Regions from separate parts of the Homo sapiens genome. Here region 2 is linked to region 1. A link is an interaction called in ENCODE POLR2A ChIA-PET data of the cell type or tissue named here. Cell type or tissue: MCF 10A. All regions are shown on one strand.

The links. Peaks named below come from ENCODE experiments on the same cell type or tissue, not always from the same donor. Only the 100,000 strongest peaks of a DNase experiment are listed, where the experiment ranks them.
Region 2: POLR2A ChIA-PET joins it to region 1 with 12 read pairs; 2 of 35 experiments call an interaction of 5 or more read pairs at or near these places.

The regions. Positions count from the first base shown.
Region 1 is chr10:90,193,623-90,201,622 of GRCh38, reverse strand. No RefSeq gene overlaps it. Among named protein-coding and RNA genes, the nearest start is that of LINC01375, 240 kb to the right of the region's middle. In MCF 10A, no CTCF peak of the experiment used is centred here; a DNase peak (open chromatin) is centred at 3,632.
Region 2 is chr10:90,414,686-90,422,685 of GRCh38, reverse strand. The region is part of intron 3 of LINC02653 (long intergenic non-protein coding RNA 2653); the gene reads left to right. Among named protein-coding and RNA genes, the nearest start is that of LINC02653, 120 kb to the left of the region's middle. In MCF 10A, no CTCF peak of the experiment used is centred here; DNase peaks (open chromatin) are centred at 3,315, 3,605 and 5,445.

The sequences.
Region 1 (8,000 bases):
GTTACGCCTATGCAGGAGTAATCACTGTTCACTCAATTGTATTTTGAAGATGGTAATAAGCAAAATTCATTGCCAGGATAAGAATAAAATATCAATTGCTTTCTTTGTTCATTCTCTAACAGCGTCATCTGGTAGACAGAATTACAGGCCTAATACAACACTCAGAAACTGAAGAAGATGAAATTCATGCATCCTTGAATTGATCTTGATCATTTCTGCACAATTCATCAATCAAGGAAAGGACAAAAAGATGGCTGGCTTTGTGGGCCTGCAATTTGCTAGTTGTTTAGGATGCCTGATTTTCACATTCAAATTGCTGCTATATTTTCAATCTTAAAAAAAAAAGGCTTTTTTTAAATAAATAATGCCTCTGGCCTGCATTGTATGGTAGAGGGTTTTTTTTTTTTTTTTTTTTTTTTTTTTTTTTTGCACTGTTTAGGATAACAAAATTATACTGAGGCTTATAAGTGTATTCAAGGAAGTAAATAGTTTTTGTTCCTTGAATGTTAGTCATGCACGGAGTTACTCTTTACATCCCCTTTAGAGGTAAATCAAAAATTCTAAACAGTAGTTTTGGCCATCTAGTAGATTATTTCTTTAAGATTCAAATATTTTAAGTCATAGGCGTGACGATTAACATATAGGACACTGTCAGTCTTTGAGTTGTGTGTCAGAAAATTCATCAAAATTAAGGACACCTCCCTTACCACGCACCTGCTTTGATTCCTATAATGACTAAGTGAAAAGTTTTCCTAACTCTATATTTCCTAGTCAAGACATTGCAATGAAGCATTGAAATGCTCACGCTTCTTCCAAGACTCAATAATTGCTTGATTTTTATTTTTCTAAGGTCTGTCCAGTCCTGGATTCTTGACTACAATGTTTCACTTAGCATTAGGAACAAACTGAGGGATTTGCCCATTCCTCAAAGCCAAACTTCATTAAGCAAGACTGGCTAACTCTTTCTAACAGGGAAGGTGCTCTGTCTCCTTTGATTAACCCCAAATTGGGCAGAATTTGTGTTTCAAACCCAGAAACTTCTGAAAATAAGAGGGATGGGGGAAGAAGCTACTAACAATTACACCAGAACAACAGGCAGGAACCAGGCTCTCTTGGGGCAAACTGGAACATTTAAACACCTCCATCTGAATCAACAACCAGTCATCAACTCTTGTATCATTTGTGACACCAAAGGATAAGTTCTCCTCACTATTCTCTAACTAAATGGAGGATACAACGAGTGTTAAAATACATGATATTCCTATATAAATGTAAGGGCAAATTTATTGTGATTGCTTCTTATAATTTCCTTCATTTCAAGCACAGTGAAGAAAAAATAGGCTATCGATCACAAAGGCAATCTTCTATTAATTTTGTGTAATTGGGCTTTGGGTAAAAACTCAGGCATTAGATAATTAGAAAAATGTTCAAAGTACAGGTATTCTGTGTTGTCAATTCTGGACTGTTTCTTTCTCTTTAAAAATCAGTTGGCGATAAAAAGAAAGAGGTTGATGTCTTCTAAAAATTAAGGTGCTCAACCAAAGCTTCTGTTTGTGTGTAGGCCAGTCCACCTTCATAGGTTGGTAGGAGTTATTCACACAGAATTATTATTTAGTTCAGTAAAGAGTTTTAAGTTAGCACCAACAGAAAATAAATGACTATTCAAGGCTCACAGTTCCAAAGCCAGAGTATGTTCACAATGATGATTACAGCCCATGCAATTTTAAAATAAGAATCACCAATCTCCCTTAGATTCATTATAGAAAAAGCTTATTGATGAACACACAAGACTATGTAATTTAGAGAGATATGGCTTTCCAGTAAATACTCTGAAATAATTGCATTGTAAAATATACTAAATGGCCCAGGCCTAGAGAGTTGGTAGCATAACTCAATGACATCTGCAAGGATATCTGACAGAAATAGTGATTTCAGATTTGAGTAATTGACCTCAGGCAATTCTTTCTGTTGGCCTTCTTTAGGGAATAGGGTAGAATTATTTGTTTAATTTCTGACAATAAAAATATATTATTAATATAAAGGAAACCAAATGTTTCTCTTCATATTATGGGATTATCAATTTTCATTATCCCCAAGTGGCTTCAAATTATTAAGAAATAGTTAAAATGAAGAGAGGCCTGAAAAATACCTATCTCCCTTTTCTCAAAATTATTAGCTGATCTGTCGGGGGATAGTTTCTGATTGTTTTTCTTAAGACCACATTAAGATTCACCCAAAACAAATGACCTCATCTAGATCAGCTGTCAGCTCTGCATTTACTTGCATTATCTCCAGAACACAAGCTGTTACTTGGTGTATTCACTCAAACAATGAATTATTTCAGGAAGGAAAGAAAATCAGTCAATCTGGTTAAGGAAAATGAATAATTGTTTGAAATGACCAGGAAACAGAGTGGTAACAAATAATCCAGAAGTTCCACGTGCAAAGGTCTTCTGTATTTAATAGCTCCATGAATAAAAGTGCCTCATTGCTATAAATACCAGGAAACAATGATTTAATATAGCTGCAATTCTGTTTGTAAATAGCCAGAAACTTGTTTTTGTAACATAAATATTTCACTTGAGTTTGAGAGGCCATACTTTTTTTTTACTTTTAAGGAATGTTTACCATTATACATTCTCATACCTCCACATCATATAAAACTGTGATGTTAGTGTGTGTATGTGGTTAGGAGAATGAGAGTAACATAGAACTTGGTGGAACCATCCCTAGAGGGTAGCATTCAGAAACTAGGCAAAATATGGGCCATAGTAAAAAAAAAAAAAAAACTGTCGGTTGTTACTCAATAAGAGGTGTAAAATCAATTTATAGAGTAAATATAACCATTTAAAAAAATTGAATACAGTAGAAAATATCCATTTCACATGTAGTAAGAACAGTAAAGGTAAGTGATTTTTTTTTCAGCTTATGTAAATGAATAGGTTATGGACACTGGTTATAACATCAAATATTATTCTTTCTGTGGGACACATTAATAAATGTTTGAGCTCCCTGATTTAGAGAAGCATATGTTCATATGATATGATAGATATAGAGATGAAGAGTGTGATAAAGTCTTTCCCCCTAAATCTTTTGTTATATGTGTGGTTCAGATAACCGTTAAAGTGACTTTTGCCAATAAAATCTCAAGTGCAAATAAAGAGTAAAATTCTAATAAGATATGATGTAATAGAAAGTGGGGGGTGTCACATTAGAGAAATAAGAAGTCTGGATGTGTGACACTATAGATGGATGAATGCTGATAGTAAATTGATTATGAATTGGTTCATTCTTCTCATTTATCAAAGATGTGATGCAGCTACTTACTGGAACTTACATGCTATATTAGTTTTCTAGGGCTGGAACTTACATGCTATATTAGTTTCCTAAGATTCCCAGTTTGTACCATAAACTGGGAGGCTTGAAGCAATGTAAAATAATTGCCCCACAGTTCTGGAGGCAAGAAGTCCAAAATCAAGTTGTGGGCAGGGAGGAGCTCCCTGTGAAACCTGCAGTGGAGAATCTCTTCTCTTGCAGCATCTGGGGTTTAGTGGCAATCCTTTGAGTTTCTTGGCTTGTAAATGCATTATTACAATCTCTGCCTTCATCTTCACCAGCCACTTTCCCTCTGCATGACTCTGTCTTCACATGGCATTCTCCTCTCTTATGAGCACATGAGTCATATTAGAGTCTATGCTACTCATATATGACCTCATCTTAGCTAATTATATCAGCAATGACCCTATTTCCAAATAGGTAAAATTCTGTGGTACTGAGGGACAGGGCTTCAACATATCTTTTAAGAGGACACAATTCAACCCATAATACATGTCAATACTAAAGATGTTGGGTCACTAGCAATTATCTGTTCCTCTTCCCTTCCTTTTTTCCTAGGAAACCCCAAATACTAGAACACAAGATAGCTGCTCTGATTTGCTCTCCCCCAAAATAAACTATTTTTAAATTAAATGGTCTGTTACTCTTAGATATAAATGGTTGTTGCTGATATTGACTATCAGGTTACCATTCATCCAGATGATCATTCTAACCACACTTCATCTGCTTACAAATGTTAACCTGGGAAGAGAAGCTGGGACTTACTCTGTGGCAGTATTCCTCAAGTATGGTCTGTGGGCCAGTGGTGGGACTGGTTCCCCTGGCCGCAAATTCTACTGATAGAAAATTAATTCCCCTGGTAGAATGTTAGATGATTTGTTTCTTCACAAGCTCCATGTTCTCTCTCCACTAGGTAATAGGAATGCGTGGAGACGTTATTCCACAGGAGCTCTTCTTTTACCTAAATGTGTTGCGGTGTTGTCGGTTCGATGTAAGAGGTAAAAGTTTCTTGGTTAGGCTTGAGTCTAAGCCATGTTTTCTAATCCAGTTTAACCAGATATTTACATTGGGATTTCAGGCATTTCCCCATATTAATAAGGCCCAGTTATCCAATGTTGATGTACATATCTTTTTTAGTAAGGGCAATAGAAGGGATTTTTATGTTAAACAGACAAAACATACTAGTATGTAGAATGCCCTGTAGCTCTTCTGTTCAGGACAGAAAATGTATTGGAGTCCGTTTTGCCATGGTCTTGCCTGACCAGGCTCATAGCCATTTGTGGGGACACAGCACCAGTTGATAGCACCTTCCAGAGAAGAAAATAGATGAGCAAATGCTGTTTCAGCACTAGGCTGAGTCAACTAGGCATATTCAACATGCACTATCTGCTATGAGCCTGTCTTCTTGCTTGGTCTATAACTATAAACTCTGTCTCTTACTTGGAAACCCTGCTGACCAGGCCTCTACCACTTCTTACTACAGCTTCTGCCCTTGTTCCCCAAGCACAGGCTGCATCTTCATCAATAGCTCATAGGTCTTCCCAGGACATGCCCTAGTGGCTTACAGGAAAGCATTATGTCATTTAGTAAGAAACTTTTAAAAATCAATTGATGTCTTTTAGTTAATTATATGACATGGGTGAATGGAGGAATAGTGGATACCACTATGAACCACCTCAGAATAAGCGCACAGAAAGATAAATACACACACACATATGTACATAAATATATATATATATATACACACACACACACACACACACACACACACGTATTGTATTAGGGTTCTCTAGAGGGACAGAACTAATGGAATATATATATATATATATATATATATATATTTATTAAGTATTAACTCACATGATCAAAAGGTCTCACAATAAACTGTCTCCAGGCTGTGGAGCAAGGAGAGGCAGTCTGAGTTCCAGAACTGAAGAACTTGGAGTCCAATGTTCGAGGGCAGGAAGCATCCATCACAGGAGAAAGATGTAGGCTGGGAAGCTAGGCCAGTCTCTCTTTTCACATTTTTTTGCCTGCTCATATTCTAGCTGTGCTGGCAGCTAATTAGATTGTGCCCACCCAGATTAAGGGTGGGTCTGCCTTTCTCAGCCCACTAACTCAAATGTTAATATCTTTTGGCAACACCCTCACAAACACACATAGGATCAATAGTTTGTATCCTTCAATCAATCAAGTTAACACTCAGTATTAACCATTTTATATATATATATATATAATTAGCATTCACCTCTTGGGCTCAAGTGATCTTCCCGCCTCAGCCTCCCAAGTAGCTGAGGACTACAGGTGCATGCCACTGCATGCAGCTAATTTTTTTTTTCTTTTTTTGTAGAGATAAGGTCTTTTTTTGTTCCAGATGCTGGTCTTAAACTCCTGGCTTCAAGCAATTCTCCCACTTGGCCTCCCAAAGTGCTAAAATTACAGGCATTAACCACCACGCCCAGCCCAGATTTTAATTTTTTTTTTGTTTGTCCTTTATTTGGGCATTAGCCAGTAGAAATCATTACAAATGAAAATATATAAAAAGTGATGACTGTGCCATGGTGACGCCTGAGACCTGCAGTGAGTTTATTTGTTAAAGCTCTTGTTGCATTATTGTTCACCCACCCAGTCAGAACAAAGCGTGGGGCTCTAATTAATAAGGTAACTTGTCACCATCAATGTTCATCTGTGGTGCTGAGATAAAGTGGCATTTAACCCTGCCTGTGTTCACTAGTGGCATTGCCAAGACTCTCCAGGATGTGGCCCAGAAATTTTTAACTGACAAAGTATTTTGAAATTTTATTTTGAAAGAAATAAAACTGACAGTATGCCAAAATAAATATAGCTGCTGTATAAATTGCAGGCATTCTGTGAAATGTATTCTAGGAAAAAGGGAAAACAAATAATGTTGTGTGTTAGAAATATTAAGTCAAGAATCAAATAAAAGGCAAGGGGAAAGTTTCAGAAAATGAAATGACCTCTCTCTATCTCTTCTCCACCCCATAAATATATGTAATGTCCTGCTATGAGTGTGTGTGTGTGTGTAACACAAAACTGGCTTTTTGCCCCCAATATCACAATACTCTCAGCCCTGCCTCATCCCCCAACTATTTCTGGTTTTATGTTACACAGGTAGTACCAAACAATTCTATTCCTACTGACATCATTGCTCATTATCCAGAATCATTTTAACCCTAAAAAGGAAAAGATATCCTTTATTGAATGCTGCTAAAGAATAATTTTTTAAAAATATAAATTATGACTCATGTAAATATAAAAAGAACATGTCAGAAATTGACACGTTAATGAGAAAACAAATAATCTCTAATATTTATATAGAGATTTATACTCTCTACTGAAAAGGAATCATTTGCATAGCAAAGAAGAGAAAATATCCCTATTACCATCAATTTTCTACAAGTTAATGTCTTTCTCTACAGAGTTGGATCATAGTCTAGCAAAGGCAAAAGTGCACATCTCTATAGGACAGATAAGTCCCAAGACTCTACTTCAGAGCATTCCAGTGAAAGAATGCCCAGTAGTCTCTTTTGCCTATTCCAAAGTCTTAAATATTTCCTACATATAATAATACACATAGATAGATTAGATACACAGATAGATGATAGATAGATAGATAGATAGATAGATAGATAGATAGATAGATTTTTTTGGGGGGGGGTGTTAGAGACTCTCTAACTTTAAAAAAGAGACGGTTGATGGAATTCCATCTTCAACTATTTATTAGAACAAACAGTTCTAATATTGGTGAAGTCAGGTCTCAAATAGCTGTGCAAACTCCAAGGACTCTATATACATCTCGTTCATGAATAAGGCTCAGAGCTCCCTTAAAGCGCCCTTCTCTGCCAACTTGAAAGGCAGTCAAAATCAGAGCTGCTTCTCATGGATTACTTTCCAATATTTTTACATCAGAAAAAGGGGTGACTTTTTAATTGCCTTGCTGACACCTAAGTCTCACTGGAGGAATTTAGGTATATATTTTTTAACAGGTTGCTCTGTTTTGCTTATAAATAGGTTGAATAATGAAAAATCCTAAATATTTTTGTAGGTTAGGCCTCAATGTTCACTACAAGATACATCCAATTCACCTGCTGTAACAATACATTTTAAACCAAAGCATGATATATGCTTTTTCTTCTTCTTTTTCCAAGGAAAAACCAAAGGCATTTTCATATCCCTTAGAAAGTTTGCCATTTTCTCATTCCTCTCACACATCTTAAATACTTGAGATAAGTGTGCCTTCAGTGAGCTGAGACAGTAGACAGTTTTGTTTTGGTTCAGTTGTATCCAAAATTATAGAATGTAACACTAGTTGTATATTTGGGAAGATAATAATTAGTCTAGGCAAAAGAAAGGATGAAGTTTAGAAACCCTAGTTGGTCCTGGAAATGAAACATATGGTAATGATCAGAAATTCATCTTAACCTTGAGCAACACTGAAAAGCACAAAGATATGGATCAACCACAGAAAGATCTAGTTCTGCCTGGCACTAGTTCATTTCTGATTATGCCTACATTCCAGATGGATGACAGTGACCACTAGACCTCTGTATCACTTTTAATAAACATCCACTCCATATTATCTTCAGGAGAAAAAATTGTTTGGATTCTCTCTTTTGCATGGGCTGCCTCCTAAATTCAAGTCA
Region 2 (8,000 bases), 220 kb before region 1:
AACCATTGTGGAAGAGAATGTGGTGATTCCTCAAGGATCTAGAACTAGAAATACCATTTGACCCAGCCATCCCATTACTGAGCCTATACCCAAAGGATTATAAATCATGCTGCTTTAAAGACACATGCACACATATGTTTATTGCGGCACTATTCACAATAGCAAAGATTTGGAACCAACCCAAATGTCCATCAATGATAGACTGGATTAAGAAAATGTGGCACATATACACCATGGAATACTATGCAGCCATAAAAAGGATGAGTTCCTGTCCTAGAAACCATCATTCTGAGCAAACTATCACAAGGACAGAAAACCAATCACTGCATGTTCTCACTCATAGGTGGGAATTGAACAATGAGAACACTTGGACACAGTGTGGGGAATATCGGACACAGTGTGGGGACTATCACACACTGGGGCCTGTCATGGCATAGGGGGAGGGGGGATAGCATTAGGAGATATACCTAATGTAAATGACGAGATAACAGGTGCAGCACACCAACATGGCACATGTATACATATGTAACAAACGTGCATATTGTGCACATGTACCCTAGAACTTAAAGTATAATAATTAAATAAATAAATAAATAAATAAATAAATAAATAAATAAAACTAATGGCTATACCTGGAGCCTTCACTAGCATCACTAACATTCTCTTAGTGATACAGGATGATAAGTGTTTCTTTTTCAAGATTACTTCATTACTGAGTATGGATATAGTCTATTTTTTGTAAGAATTTAGGCTACACACACACACACACACACACACAAAAGAAAGAATCAAATAAATACCACTTATGCTTTATAGTGATAATCATTGTTAGAAAACATAAGCTAAAAATAGAGAAGATCTTCATTGGCTCGGAATATTGTTTTTCTCCTTCAATGCATAGTCAATTATTGCTAATCTTTTGTTGTTTGGCTTAAATACCTGTCCCTTTCTGTCTTCACTAACCTTGGCTCTTCTTGCTAATATTAGTGTGTTCCAAGAGAGCTTACACACTCTATGGAGAAAAATGGAAGAAATGTGGAGAGCTACCCCAGCCAAGCCACTCTATGTTTGAAATGTCTAATAACCAACAGGTAGAGAGTAGAAACATGTGGTTGGACACACTGGTTTATAGCTCAGTGGTGAGATATAGCCAGTGATCTGGATAAAGTTACCAAATGTGAGGATGTAGATAGAGGAGAGGACTGTGGGGCTGCACATTTAGATTTGAATAGAGGCTAAGCCTGCCTAGAGAATTTATAAAGAGGTGGCTAGTGGTGTCATGAAATCTACTAATCCTGCAGGGTCTGCAGTAAAGTCAACAGAGATGGTAACAAATAAAGACTTATTCACCTGGAATTCCCTTTTCCTCCTTCTTTGAATGGCTAACTCTAACTCAAACCTTTGACTAAGATAAATACCACTTCCTTCAGCAAGTCTTATTTTACCAGTCCTTGACTATGCACCTTTCTCCCCTAAATACTCTGTCTTCTCTAAAATAGCTCTTGTTATTTTTCTGTTGCTTAGTAAGAAAGTCTTTCTGGTTTACTGTTGGTTTCACAGAACCCAGACCTGCAAATATCATGTAGTAGGTCCTAAGAATGTTTGCTGAATGACTGCATGAATGAACAAGACCTCTTATATTTCTTTTGCTCTCAAGAGAGTATATAAAACAGTCCTCTCATCTTACACAGTTTTTGTTGTTGTTTCAAGTAATTATTCCAGATATTCTCTTTGCCTAGTGTTATTTGCATTTCCCATTTTCCCACACTTTCTTTCGTTTCATCTCTTTCAGGCAGCATGCTTAGACTAGTTCTGTGGTTGTCTCAAAGAAAGCCTTGATTTCCAGCTGATAGCACATTTAGGCTTTGCCATTTTACTGTTTTCATGTTACTTTTCACCACATAGGCTGAAAGTGGTAGAGTAGAAATAACCCAAGAATAGGAACTAAGACTCACAAGCTTTAGCTTCAGCTCTGCCAATAATCAACTGTATGATGTAGGTGAGTTAGAACTTTGGGTTTGCAATGTTCCTCATCTGTGGAAATCTGTAAAAATGTCTTCACATTTTATTAAAAAGTCTATTGTTTTAAATTTTTCTCATCCATGTCTCAGCACCTGTTGACTCTTCTCTGCTATATCCTGCCTACAAAGAACTTTTTTTTTATTTTTAACTTCATTTTCATTGTTGACACTACTACAGATAGATAGAACATTTTTAAAGTGTTTCAGTTAACATAGTAAGAAGTAGAATTTAGTTTGACTTTATAAACTTGTAAAACTGGAATTATCTTTGGTAAATCCAAATCCTTATGTAATGTACACATTTATAAAAGAATACGTTTAACATTCATCAGGTATTTCTTGATCTATTTCTGTGATGGAATGCTCATTATTTTATATTTTTCTTTTGTTTGTATTTAAGAAAAATTTCCAAAAGTTTAATTTTTATAAATTTTATTAAATGTGTGTTAAAAATTCAAACACATTTATAATTAATGTATTTTATTAGCTTTTCTGTCCTTAAGCATTATAACAACCACCACTGTCTCTAATGGAATAGTTGACAGCTAATTTGATTTTCTAACTATTTATATGTTTATTTTCATTAAATACTTTAACTCCTTCTTCCAAATAATATTTTATATTAAGTAGGGTAAAAACTTTGAAATAATGATGCCACATTAATAAAATACTTATTTGAATGAAATATTTAAAAAATTAGAAAGGATTTGAGTACATTTGATACATTCAACATAATATGGGAGCTTGATAAAATATGAAATGCCAAAAATAAATTCGCTGTACCATTAAAGTTTTTCCAACTAGTTTTTCCTTTTAGCATAAACTTCTTCTTTCTAATAAAGAAATTTTATTCATATTCATTGGCCAATATCCCATGACAATGATCCATGTGCTAAATATAAGCTTTAATGGTTTGCGATGATGAAATTGTTTCCAGGTTCTACAACCTAAGAAAGGAGGTTTTATGAGAATTATCTAGGGTAATCAATAATTAAGGATTTTAGACTTTGGAAGAGATCTTAGTGTTTACCTTTTTCTTTTTATAGTTCAAGTAGGCAGTGAGATAAGGAGATTGTCTAAAACAACATAGCCATTAGGGTCAGTGACAGAACTGGAAGCCAGCTCTCTGAAATCCTGTTTCTCTTCTGTATTATCTATATGAGATAAGGGGCTTTATGGCAGGAGTCAACAAACTATAGTTTATAGACCAGATGCGGCCTGTATCTGTTTTTGCAAGTACAGTCATATGTTGCTTAATGATGGGAATACAATCGAGAAATGCATCATTAGGCGGTTTTGTCATTGTGTGAACATCATTAAGTGTACTTACGCAAACCTATAGAGGGTACAGCCTGCTACACACCTGGGTTATGTGGTACAGCCTATTGCTCCTAGGCTACAAACCTGTTCAGCATGTTACTCTTCTGAATACTGCAGACAATTGCAACAAAAAGTTAAGTATGTGTGTATCTAAACATGGAAAAGGTAGAGTAAAAATATGGTATAAAAGATATTAAAAAATGGTACATCTGTATAGAGTACTTACCATGAATGGAGCCTGTAGGAGAGGAAGTTGCTCTCGGTGAGTCAGTGAGTGAGTGGCGAGTGAATGTGAAGGCCTACGGCATGACTGTACTCTATTGTACACTTTATAAACACTGTGTACTTAGGCTACTCTATGTTTATAAAAAGAAATTTCTTCAATAATAAGCTAACCTCAGCTTACAGTAGCTTTTTTACTTTGTAAACTTTTTAGTTTTTTGAAACTTTTTGACTCTTTTGTACTAATACAGGTTAAAACACAAACACATGCAACTGCACAAAATATTTTCTTTATATTCATATTCTCTAAGCTTTTTTCTATTTTAAAAATATTTTATTGGCTGGGCACAGTGCTTCACACCTGTAATCCCAGCATTTTGGGAGGCTCAAGCAGGAGGATCACCTGAGGCCAGGAGTTCAAGACCAGCCTGGTCAACATGGTGAAACCTTATCTCAACTTAAAATACAAAAATTAGCCAGGTGTGGTGGCACACGCCTGTAATCCCAGCTACCTGGGAGGGTGAGGCAGGAGAATCACTGGAACCTGGGAAGTGAAGGCTGCAGTGAGCCCAGTTCGTGCTACTGCACCCCAGCCTGGGCGACAGAGTGAGACTCTGTCTCAAAAAATATATATATATATATATTTATTTTTTGAACTTTTTAACCTTTTTGTTAAATATGAGACACAAACACACACATTAGCCTAGGGCTACACATGTTCAGGATCATCAGTATCATAGTTTTTCATGTCCACATCTTATCCCACCAGAAGGTCTTCCACGCATAACGCACATAGAGCTACCATCTCCTATGATACCTTTTGAAGGATCGACTTGCAGCAGTTTTACAGTTAACTTTTTTTTTCCCTGTAACTAGAAGAAGTAAACTCTATAATAACAATAAAAATATAGTATAATAAATTCATAAACCATTTACATAGCCATTTGTTATCATCAAGTATTATGTACTGTACATAATTGTGTGTCCTATACTTTTTACAACTGGCAGCACAATGGGTTTGTTTATGTTGATGAAAAGAGTCAAACTCTGTAAAATATTTAAAGAGATTTACTCTGAGTCAAGGATGAGTGACCAATGGCCCGTGACACAGCCCTCAGGAGAGCCTGAGAACATGTGCCCAAGGTGGTCAGGGCACAGCTTGACTTTATACATTTTAGAGAGACATGAGACCTCAATCAATATGTGTAAGATGTACATTGGTTTGGTCTGGAAAGGCGGGACAACTAGAAATTGGGGCTTCCAGGACATAGGTAAATAAGAGACAAAAGTTTGCATTCTTTTAGGTCTTTTTGGGTCTTTAATCAGCCTTTCACTGAATATAAAATTTACATGTAAGAGGAGAGTAGAGGAATAGTCACTTGTGTCTTAGTCTGACTCAGTGAATCTGCATTTTTACATAAACAATAGGGCAGAGGAAGCAATCCAATAATGCAGGTGAGCAGAGATGACTCTGAGTTCTGTCTGTCCTTTGTCCTGCCCCTGAGAAGATAAGCTATCAGTTTACATTGCCAGGGTGAAATTCAACAGAACTGTTTTAGGGTGAAGACCTTGAGGCTCACAAGGAATTTCATGGTGGGCAAATTGTGAGGGAGGTATGTAGCTTAAAAAAAAAAAATCTTTGTAGTTATTTTAAAATAAAATGAGAGACAGGTTTGCCTGACACCCTTTGGCTTAGTAATTTGGGGGCTCCCAGGTTTATTTTCCTTTCACATTTACACCAATATTAAAACAAACATATGAGTAAAGAATTGTGCTACAATGTTAAGATGGCTGCGACTCATTAGGCAACAGGAATTTTTCAGATCTATTATGATCTTATGCAAACACTGTCGTATATGTGGTCTGTTGTTGAGTAAAACTTTGTAATGCGGTGCATGACTGTAGTTCAATTGCAACACAGCCATGCTCTTTCTTTTCCATATTCTCTATGGCTACTTTTGGACTATGACAGAGTTGAGTATTTACAAAAGAGACCATATGGCCCACAAATCTTAAAATATGTACTCTCTTCTCCTTTACAAAAAAAAGCTTGCTAAACTTGGCTTAATAGTTTTTAAAGGCTTTACATTTATTATTTTGTCTTTATCTTCACAACAAACTTATAAAATATATTTGAAATCTGCCTTTTGCTATGTATCCTCTTGTAGTTTAATAGTTCATTAGAGGAATTCTGCAGGAGAAGGTTCAATATGATGAAACTTTTCAGGCCACTCTTCATAAGATTGACTCTGTCCTGTTGTTCAAGGCTACTGATGCTGATCAAGGAATCAAGTGAATCTCCTCCACAGACTGTGAACAAGTAACTTTGACCTAAATTCTTTTTTACCTTTTTATTCTCAGCAAACTATCACAAGAACAAAAAACCAAACACTGCATGTTCTCACTCATAGGTGGGAATTGAACAATGGGAACACTTGGACATAGGAAGGGGAACATCACATATTGGGGCATGTTGTGGGGTGGGGGGAGGGGGGAGGGAAAGCATTAGGGGATATACCTAATGTAAATGATGAGTTAATGGTGCAGCACACCAACATGGCACATGCATACATATGTAACAAACCTGCATGTTGTGCACATGTACCCTAGAACGTAAAGTATAATTAAAAAAAAAAAAAAAGAATAGATTCACAGGGAGTTTCAAAGGTAGGGCAGAGGGGATCCACGTACCCCTTACCAGTTTTCCCCAATGGTTATACCTTACATAATTATAGCACAAAATCAAAATTAGGAATTTGACATTGGCACAATATGTACACTATGGCTTTATGTCATTTATCACATGTATACATTCATATTACTGTTTCAGGACATTTCCTTAGTTCAGCTAAAGACTGAGTCCTTGTCTGTCCCATGGCCATGAAAATTTAGGCTAGCAAATGGTTTGAAGTGTGATTAAGGCAGGGTTTTATTGGGTGAAAAGGGAAAAGAAGGAGAGAAACAGGGATCTTCCGCAAGGCCAGAGCCCCTGTTTGAATCCCAGGTTCCATGCAGGAAGAGGAGGGGCCACGCTCCTCCCAGCTGCAAAATGCGTGAACTTCCTGAGTCCCCACCCCGGTGCAGTTAGAATTTTTCCAGGGACCCCCTCCCACCTGGCTGTCTCATTCCCCGCTCTAAAAAAGTATATCTAACTGCCATGAGAATAAGGATAAAGATGAAGACTAAACTTAACTGCTTCCTGCTGACAGGGAAACGGCAGTCAGAGCTTTTGGGGAAATGGCAGTCAGAGCTTCCTCAGAGGCCTATTTAAGGGTTCCCAGCAGAAGGGGCCATCGTCAGAGGCTCTGGTTGCATGACCATTTGGAGTTTGATGGTCTAAGAACAGACAAACCGGGTTATTAGAAAACATGTATCAAAACAAAACAATAGGAAGGGTAAGCTCAAAAAGGCATTTTTTTAAGGGAGTCCCCGGGGTTCAGGATGTATTCAAAAGGGGTACATACTGAAGATTAATAGCTACCCATCTAGAAAGAGGGGAGCAGGCATCCCTGGCTCCCTTTTCTTCCTAGCAGATACCTGGGGTACATGAGGGAGAAAAGGAAGAGTGTCCTCTTTTCCTCTTCCATCCTTGCATCTCCAAGTCCCTGTGACCTAGGCAGGTCCCGCCATGAGTGCCAAAGCAGCTTGCACACATGAAGCAGGGAAGGCCTAGAGAATAGGAATTATCTGCTCTCACCTATGCCTCTATCACTGCTACTGTCAGTAGCCTTGGAGTGCCCTAGACCTCATTTACACCATGGATATTAATGTGGCCTTTATCCATGAAACAGGAAGTTTGGGGTTGGCTTAATCAACAGGAATCAGCCATGCTCCCCTGTGCTGTGCCTTTTAACCTCTGTTGTTGTCTGCCTCTGGATCCTTTATATCCAATTTTCTTTCTAGGGCTTTAACCCAAAGCCTGTAATTGAGTCTGGGACAAAAATGTGTCTCGGGGAAAGTTGCGTGGACTCCTTATCATAAGCCAAATGCTATGATGAAACTGTGGAACTAAGTCCTCCTCCGAGGGTGAGAAAGGATGTCTTATGACACCCCCAGATAACTGGTAGCTATAGTTATGCTTGCTAGGATTTGGGTGCATGGTGTCTGGCTTTGGTTAGCTCCCTTGGTCTTACTTCCCCAAAAGGAAACCTCTGAGTGATGGGATCCTATTTATTCCCTATGTATTCCATCACCTGGCAAGATTTGCAGGATAATTGCACAGAACTAGAATATTGATCAGGATTTCTACATTACCCATCCCCTTTTGTTCTTTCTGAGCTGCAGCCAGAGATTGCTGGTTGGTTCACAGGAACAAGCAGGATTAGTCTAAAATGTAGGAGAAAACTTAAAAACAATTAGTTAGTTTAGAATTTAATGACAAATGTATGAGAAAGTTTGGAATATAATTTTACTCTCTCCAGTCCTCATGTTTGTTTA